Regions from separate parts of the Homo sapiens genome. Here region 2 is linked to region 1. A link is a contact called in ENCODE Hi-C or POLR2A ChIA-PET data. All regions are on one chromosome and are shown on one strand. The core of a region is the stretch at or near the end of the contact, and the rest is flanking DNA. Distances in the headings are between cores, read along the strand shown. Region 1 overlaps ABLIM2 (actin binding LIM protein family member 2). Region 2 overlaps ABLIM2 (actin binding LIM protein family member 2).

Region 1 (4,145 bases), core at 1,281-3,780:
TACTTCTAACATACGAGCTGACCCCACTGTGAGAAAACTCAATATGTGAGAGATGCAGCTTTCAATAAAAATCTTGCCATTTAGTGAGACCTATCCAGACGCTATACAGGTACATGGAGCATCTGGGGGAAACGGAGCTGCCCCATCTTACGGACACAGCCACTGAGGCTCTGGGAGGCCAGGGGCCCACAGGGCTCTGCACGGGGAGAATGAGGGCTGCTGCCCAAGTCCAGCCTCGGGCTCTCCCTATGCACAGCCCTGCTTTCCAGCCCTAGCACAGGTAAAGCCCAGCCTGCAGCCTCCTTTTGTCATGAATACGTTGTTGGAACACGGAGATGCCTGTTCGTGCCCTGGCTCCGGCTGCGTTCACAGAGTTCGGTAGCTGCATCGGAGATGGTTCAGCCCACAAAGCCAAAAGTACTTACTCTCTGGCCCTTTATGAAGAACGTCTGATGAACCTGTCCTAGAATAATGGATGCCCCAGGGATGCACTTTGATTTATTTCCCTTTCACGGTACACATCTCTTCAGTCACAGAACCATAACCAAGTCACACGGGCATATACCCAGGACCTCGGTAGGAGACGTGTGCATCCTAAATGTAGGAAGGAAACTGATGGAAGGGCCTCCTACCTTTGGCCTCGCAGGGCCCCTAAGGAACAGAATGTAAGAGGAAGATTCGAAGTCTCAATCGGAGAAGCCCTCACAAAAGCAATTTCTTTCTGAGCAAGGCTGTTCTCAGCCAGATCTGCTCCCTGGCATTACCTTCCTGTTATCCTGGTCCAAGCTTCCATCCTCCCCATCCGATCGCCTGGCAGCTGGAAGGGAAAAATCCATTTGTAAAGGCCACACACCATTGCTTGTGGGTTTCTGCCTCATGGTTTCCCATGTTACAGTTATGCTCAAAAATGAAAAATCAATCAAAGAGAAGGTCAGTAGTACGAGTGCCTTTCAAAGGGCAAGGAACAAGGTAAGCTGGAGGAGGTCCCCAGGGATCACGACCCAGGGAGCATCAGCAGCAGGGGTGTGAAGTGAGGCCTGATTTCAGTTCTAGCCAAACACCCACACAGAGTAATGTTTTCAGATGTAGCCACTTGGCCTTTTGATTTTGTTTTGTTTTTTGTTTTTTTGAGATGGAGTCTCGCTCTGTCACCCAGGCTGGAGTGCCATGGTGTGATCTCGGCTCACTGCAACTTCCGCCTCCCAGGTTCAAGCGATTCTCCTGCCTCAGCCACCCGGTAGCTGGGATTACAGGTGTGCATCACCATGCCTGGGTAAGTTTTATATTTTTGGAAGAGATGGGGTTTTGCCATGTTGGCCAGGCTGGTCTTGAACTCTTGATCTCAAGTAATCCACGTGCCTCAGCCTCCCAAACTGCTGGGATTACAGGCATGAGCCACCGCACCTGGCCCACTTGGCCTTTTGAGAACAAGCATTTTAAAAACCTCCCACGTAACACAAGGTCTCAGTCGTGGAGGCCTACGTGTCTGACTTGGGCGAGGGGCTCTGGATACGCCACTGACTACCCCGCCCACCCCCGCAGGAAGAAGCTTTGCACCATTTCACAGATCGGGAGACTGAGGCTCAGGGACATGGTATACCTCGCCCAAGGTCACGGGCAAGTGGGCGGTAGGGGCCAACATGAGCCCAGGCCTTCTGAGTCCAAAGTCCTTCCCTGTCTGCCACACCTGGCTAACTGCTGCTGGCAAACTGCAAAATGGTGACGAGTTCTGCTACTGGAAGACATCCACGAAGAGCAGTCAGGAAATGACAAAATTACAGAATGCAACCAGAAATGGACTCAATGAAATAGAACAAGCAAAAGTTCATTTTGCAACAGTTCCTTTACCAAGAATACCATCTGCAGCTGAGCAACGAGGCATCTGGATTTTCCATTTGCCTTTTTCTGGGGGGTTGTCACCCAGCTGGGCTGACATTTCCAGCGAAGAATGAGCAAATAAATCACACAAGGCCATGCTGACATTTCTCGGCATCCAACTTAGTAGGTAAACACCCACACCTTGTGTATCCCTTACAGAAACACTGACCCCATGCACTGAACAATTACACAAAAACCCGTCTCCGTCCCCAGCCCGCCACGAAGACCCAGGCCTCAGGAAGGACACGCCGAGGTGGGCTTCTTACCTGCAGCGGGCGGCGGGCTCGGGCCCGTCTGTCTTTTGCCGTACCCTGCCTCCTGCACCACCAAGGACAAGACTGATACCAGGCCAGAGAGCTTGGAAATTTGGGATTGGGCTACAGGACCTTGACAAGATAAGGCCAAAATTGAAGACTGAGCAGTTCCGTTCCGAATACACTAACATCTCGTTACTCTCAACGGCTACCTGTTTCTCCTTCTTCCAGGAGAGACAGTGATTTTCAGCGTGAAAATACAAAGCCCTGCTCTCCCCACTCACAGAGGCAAATCAACGCCAAGCCTGCTCAAGAAGCGCTTAATGGAGAGGCAGAGGGGGCAGGGAGCTCCGGGGGACGCATGCCCGCAGCTGGACTCTCCTGTTGCCCAGACAACAGCCGTCACCCGGCAGCGGAGCCCTTGAGTGTGCAGCCATACATCAGCGATGACTCTTGGCAGCTGCCCAGCAAGTCCCAGGGAGAAGGCAGGCTAGGGGCTGCTTGGAGCTCTAAGAGCACAACCATTGTCCAAGCCAGAGAAGGGCCCTGGGGCTGAGTTGGCTGGCAAAAATAAGTGCATCGTTTCCTGAAAAGCCAGGAGGTTGGAAAGTGGATCACCACTCTTGGAATAATCTGCACGTGCATGGACAATTAAGTCGTCGCTCCAGCTGAAGGGCCCTTGGGGACCTGAAATCCCAGCCCTTGGAATTCAGGCCTGGGTCCCCAGAGGTCAGCCTGGCTTCAGGGACTTTCCTTGGCCATGGAAGATGGGTTGACTGACACATTCTGGCTGAAAAGCCATCTCAGGTCTCAAAAACAGCCTCCGCCATCTGAGAGAGGGATGCTCTGCCAAGATTTACCAAGTTTCCTTTGCAAACACTGCCAGCTCCTCCAGATGTGCACAGTTTAACCAGACTTGTACCAACGGCTTTTTTAAAAACCAGTTTGCTAGCCCACAGAACAGATGACCGAGTCTCTTGAGAACTAGGAGCTTGGGTAGGAAAAGACAGGAAACTGGCACTTCGGATTATTGGTGGCTTGCTTCCATAACAGCTCTGAGCCTCAGTTTCCTCATCTGTAAAATGGGCAAAGGATGCCCACCCCTCCACGTTGTGAGGATCACATGAGATAACCTGCATGGATGCTGGAACATAATAGGAAACTCAGCTTACAGGTTTGAAAAATTAGGAATAAACAAGAGGCTAACTTTGAGGCTAATTTGCAGCATGCTGCTTTGGGATGTCAGAAAAAGATCAACTCAGGACAATCAGAGAAAGAGAGTTTAATATGTCTTTTGTATCACACAGGCAGCTCCTTCTGAGTTCTGGAATGCATTTGCCAGTGAGGAACCCTCTTGGGAAAGGCTGGCTTTCTACTCCCTGTATTCCTTGGGAAATCTTTGGTTGGAGGCATCTGAATGAAAGTAAGAGGTCTCAAATTTTTTTTTCTGGATACAGAACTGGCCTGCCTTTCCTCCTTCCCAAACCCCATCTTATAATTCATTCATATCTGAACATCCATGCCAGCCTGTGTGCATCCCTTACTGCTTTATTCCTTTCCATATACTTATTCATTCACCCTTTTACCTACTTATCCATGCACCCACTCCTTTAACTATCTGTCCATTCATCCAGCCAGCCAGCCATCCACCCATCCATCCAGCCACCACCCATCATCCATCTGCCCATCCATCCACCCATCCTTCACCCATCCATCCATCCATCCACCCACCCACTCATCCACCCATCTATTCATCTAACTACTCATCCATCCATCTACCCATTCACCCGCCTATACATCCATCTGTCCATTCATCCAGCCAGCCAGGCACCCATCCACTGATCCATCCACCCACCACCCATCCATCTAACCATCCATCCACCCATCCTTCACCCATCCATCCATCCATCCACCCACCCATCCACCCATCTATTCATCTATCTACCCATCTGTCCATCTACCCATCCACCCACCTATACATCCATCTGTCCATTCATACATTCATCTACCCGC
Region 2 (4,549 bases), core at 123-2,622, 50 kb after region 1:
GGAAGTCCCTGGGTCTCTTCTCAGTGGAGAAGGCACACAGCACTCCTCCCCCTTGCCTAAGGTGCCCCCTGTCCCCCGGCCCCCCCACTTGACATAACTATGCCTCCCCACACCTTTCTTCTTTGTTGTAGGGGATGCCGTTGTCTCAGCCTGAGGTCAAAACTGCCTCTTTGATGGCCGGGGCATGGTGGATCATACCTGTAATCTCAGCACTTTGGGAGGCCGAGGCGGGCAGATTGCCTGAGGTCAGGAGTTTGAGACTAGCCCGACCAACATGATGAAACCCCATCTGTACTAAAAATACAAAAAAAAATTAGCCGGGTATGGTGGTGCATGCCTGTAATCCCAGCTACTTGGAAGGCTGAGGCAGGAGAATTGCTTGAACCCAGGAGGTGGAGGTTGCAGTGAGCCAAGATCTTGCCACTGCACTTCCAGCCTGGGCAACAGAGCAAGACTCTGTTTCAAAAAAAAAAAAAAAAAAAAACCCCAAAAAACCCCAAAGCTGCCTCTTGGAGATCTGCCCCTGCGTGTCCTGTGTGTCCTCATTTCTCTGGGCCACCCTTTGCACGTACACAAGGTGCACATGTTAATAAGCTTCTGTTCATCCTTATCTTGTTAATCTGTCTTGTTACAGGGATCTGTCCCAACTAAGACCTATAAAAGGTAGAAAATTGTGTTTCTTCCCCTTATAAGAGTCGTTGTCTCCCTCCTCCCCTGCCACTGGATACCTGCATTGTGAAGGTATAAAGGGTAGCCGAATGCCGCCATCAGAAGCTTAATTTAATTGTGAAAATGAGAAGCTATGAGCTAAAAAGGGTTAATCTGGGAGGAGGAGAGACGACCAGTCCTCAAGTCTCGCCCTTTCTTCAGGTCTGGCAGCCCACAGGACGCCCCGCCTTTGTGATGACACTTATTTTTAATGGTGAGGGGGCCTGGGCCATTTCCCATGGGGCCTGTTAGAAGTCCGCTACATTTTCCTCCAAATCCTCCTTTCGTCAATGCTCTGTGGGGCTGGCTCTTCCCTTGCTCCTGGAAGAAAGCCTCGGCTGCTGCCAGTGACCCTCAGTACCTCATTACCAACCTCCTTTGTGGACAGAGGGGTTGCAGCAGGCTGGGGTGGCTGGGGCGGGAAACACCTAAAACTCCTAACTTGGACTCCCTGAGCTGGGGCGGCTTTCTAGAAGGGGCCTAAAGTGGCGACGGATGTGATCAGGCCGTATTTGTTTAAGCTTTGCTACTTGGAGCCAAATAGCCAGCACTTCTGGGTGCTGGTCTTTGGCTCGGCCCTTTTCCTTTCTTGCTGGTCTCGGGCTCGCTGAGATCATTGGACAGACAAGGCAGGCTGACGAGGCTGGCCTGGCACGTGCCACCGCCCTGCCCTGCCGGCTCCCCGCTGTGGCTGGGCTGCTCGTGACCTAGCGAGATGACACTGTCACCAACCTGTTCACACCCAGCATGTGTGTGGACATCGAAGAGGGTAGTTCCTTGCTCTAGGGGACCAAACAACACATTTTAATTTGTACCTTGAAGATACATCTCTTCGCCTTCTGCAAACATCTGGCCGCACCTGACACATAGCGCGCAGGAAGGGTGGTAGTGCTTCTCTCCGGCCTGTAAGAAAAGCACAAAGCAGAATGTTTCTACTAAAGCCAGAAAGGTCGGCTGGGTCCCAGCGCCCGGCATGGATACAGCATGCCCTGAGCACAGGTACTCAGGGGATACTGGAAGGGCCAGCCCCCACCATCGGGACCCAAGACCCCTGAGCAGAGCCCAGACCCGGGGGTGCCCCCGGGCTGTCCAAGGCGCCCTGTGGGGAGGCAGGGGGAGACCTGGCTGCACTTGCCCAGCCTGCAGGAGCCCAGCATGCAGCTCCCTGCCGGGGTAGTCCAGGAGGGGTCAGCCTCCTTTACCAGGCGGCATCCAGAGAGAGGTCTTGGTATTTCCAGAGGGAGCGGGAGGGACAGGAGGAGGAAGAAAAGGGGAGAGGGAGGGGAGGGAAAGATAATATGATTTCCCTAGGTGCAAGAATTAGGGGAGTGGGGTGAAAAAGGATGAATACTTTCCTTTTCACATCTCTGTATTGCTCAGTATGTTCAATGAGCATTTTGTTTTTATCATTCTTGAAGTTTATTAAATTAGACTACAAATGCTAATACTGAAATAACCCAAACAAACCACATTGCCTGGTTTGGCTTATTTTTGCCTGGAGCAAAAAAAAAAAAAATCACCCCGAAATGCTCCCTTTACCCCCACGTTCCAGCACACACTTCCTACCCTGAGGGCACGGCGGGTGCAGCCTATTGCTAAATGTGGATGCTAAATCCCCGTGGCTCATTCTTTCCTAAAACGGGAAGAAGTTTCCTAATCCCTACCTACATCTGAATTTATAATAACCAGTTTCCTGAATCAGTAAGTAAAGGGCTGAAATGTCATTTTGAGCATCCCGTTTTCCCTGTCCTGTGCCTTCCCTAGGATGAAAACAGCCCCGAGATGGCCCCTGTGTATTGGGAGGAAGAGCCCAGAGCAGGCTTTTCTCCTGCGCAGAGCCTGGTGTGGCCTCCTCTGCCAACCTCCGGGCCAGGTGATAAGGCCGTGAATCTTCCAGCAAAGGGGCTCTTCCCGCAGGGCCCAGGCCTCGGCACCAGCTGTCCCCTCCACTGGAGCAGCCCTCCCACACTCCCACCCCTGCCACCCTGACTGCTATCTCATCCCACCTGCCACCTCCACTCGGGAGCTTTCTCTGAACCCTTCCCCAATCTGGGCATTCACAGCCCCATTTCCACACTGTTCAGGGATTACTTGGGTGTATTCTTCCCCACTAGATGGCCAGTCTCTCAAGCGCAGGGCCTGGCACCTGGGCCACGTCAGGGAGTACCAGGTGCAGGGATCTCTCTGGATAGCAGGTCACACCACAGCATCTGGCCCCAGAATGTGGGTGAAACAATCATTTCGCTGATCACAATTATTCAAATGCCCAGTGGTCTGGGTAGCACTCTTTTTTTTTTTTTTTGAGACGGAGTCTCACTCTGTCGCCCTGGCTGGATGGAGTGCAGTGGCGCGATCTTGGATCACTGCAAGCTCTGCCCCCCAGGTTCACACCATTCTCCTGCCTCAGCCTCCGAGTAGCTGGGACTACAGACCCCCACCACCACGCCTGGCTAATTTTTTTGTATTTTTAGTAGAGACGGGGTTTCACTGTGTTAGCCAGGATGGTCTCGATCTCCTGACCTCGTGATCCGCCCGCCTCAGCCTCCCAAAGTGTTGGGATTACAGGCATGAGCCACCACGCCCGGCCTGGTCTGAGTAGCACTCTTAAGTGTAAATCAGAGATTGAGACAGCTCTGTATTTTTAAAAATAAAAGTCACCAGGTATCAACGTCACAGTTGTCAACTGCTGGCTCACTGCATTCATAATGAGTATTCCTGAGTTTGTGGCCTGTGACCTGTCCTCACACCTGCTTAAATCCAGGTGCCCCCACTTCACACTGACTTCCTCTAACAGCAGGAGTTCTGTGACAGCCACAGGGGACAGAAAGCAACCCTGCAGGGCAAACAAACCCTGCTGTCTACACAGCATGTCTACATGGCACGTCCACATGTGAATCAAGGGAGAACACTGCTGGGACAGCTTCTTTTTTTTGAGACAGAGTCTCGCTCTGTTGCCCAGGCTGGAGTGCAGTGGTGCAATCTCAGCTCACTGCAACCTCTGCCTCCCGGGTTCAAGTGATTCTCCTGCCTCAGCCTCCCGAGTAGCTGGGACTGCAGGCACACGCCACCACGCCCAGCTAATTTTTGTATTTTTAGTAGAGATGGGGTTTCACCATTGTTGGCCAGGATGGTCTCAATCTCTTGACCTTGTGATCTGCCCCCCTTGGCTTCCCAAAGTGCTGAGATTATAGGCGTGAGCCACCGTGTCCAGCCTTCTGGGACAGTTTCTAAGACGATGGGCTTGAGCCCTCCACAGCAGCAGTGGCTATGGTCTCCACAGCTCGGGCCAAGAAGCCTGTTACACACATTAACTTGTCAAGTCCTTGCAGCAGTGCTATGGGTATATTATTACTCTCACTGACCATAACAGGCACAGAGAGGTGGAAGAGCTTGAGCAAGGTCACACAGCAGCAGGTGGTAGAGCTGCGGTTACAGTCCAGGAGCCTGGCCCCCGAGTGCAGAGCTTAAGCCCATGCCCAGGCCTGGCAGGCACTCAACCCCCAGCCTGGCTGTCCGCAAGTCCTGGTACAGATCTCAGGTCTGGGGTGTGCACCCCCTGCTCACATGCTCACTGCTAAGGCTTGAATGTTTGTCCCTGTTAGATACAGTTATGTTCCCTCTTCAAACAGCTTATCCAGTTTCCCCATTCTCTGTACTATAATTCCAAATACCCCCCTTGCCTTTGCTGTGCCCCAACTTGTCTGAATAAGCCTAGGCATGCCTGGACTTGCTACAGCCCCAGTCCACATTCCTTTCGTTACCAGGGAATAAGTTACCTTCCTAGTCGCTCCATAAATGACCCCCTTTCTCTCTCTTCTCACCTCCCTTACATGCCTACCTT

The links. A loop is a pair of places that touch in the nucleus more often than their neighbours do. ChIA-PET counts read pairs that join two places held with the same protein, here RNA polymerase II (POLR2A).
Region 2: a loop to region 1 is called in a map of DLD1, with 8 times the contacts of the local background. The contact joins two enhancer-like sites. A Hi-C loop is called at or near these places in 1 of 168 maps with a recorded cell type or tissue (DLD1). POLR2A ChIA-PET finds 5 or more read pairs at or near these places in 4 of 52 experiments (A673, H1, OCI-LY7 and 1 more).

Annotation. Positions count from the first base shown.
Region 1 is chr4:8,008,286-8,012,430 of GRCh38, forward strand. ABLIM2 (actin binding LIM protein family member 2) reads right to left here. Exons shown (of 21, transcript NM_001130083.2): 15 at 765-817. Among named protein-coding and RNA genes, the nearest start is that of MIR95, 5.0 kb to the left of the region's middle. Within about 2 kb of position 2,531, at least 4 of the 41 ENCODE cell types and tissues checked have a DNase peak (open chromatin) inside an H3K27ac peak, as active enhancers do.
Region 2 is chr4:8,059,444-8,063,992 of GRCh38, forward strand. It overlaps ABLIM2 (actin binding LIM protein family member 2), which reads right to left. Exons shown (of 21, transcript NM_001130083.2): 7 at 1,524-1,611. Among named protein-coding and RNA genes, the nearest start is that of MIR95, 56 kb to the left of the region's middle. RefSeq lists an enhancer at 867-1,594. Within about 2 kb of position 1,373, at least 3 of the 41 ENCODE cell types and tissues checked have a DNase peak (open chromatin) inside an H3K27ac peak, as active enhancers do.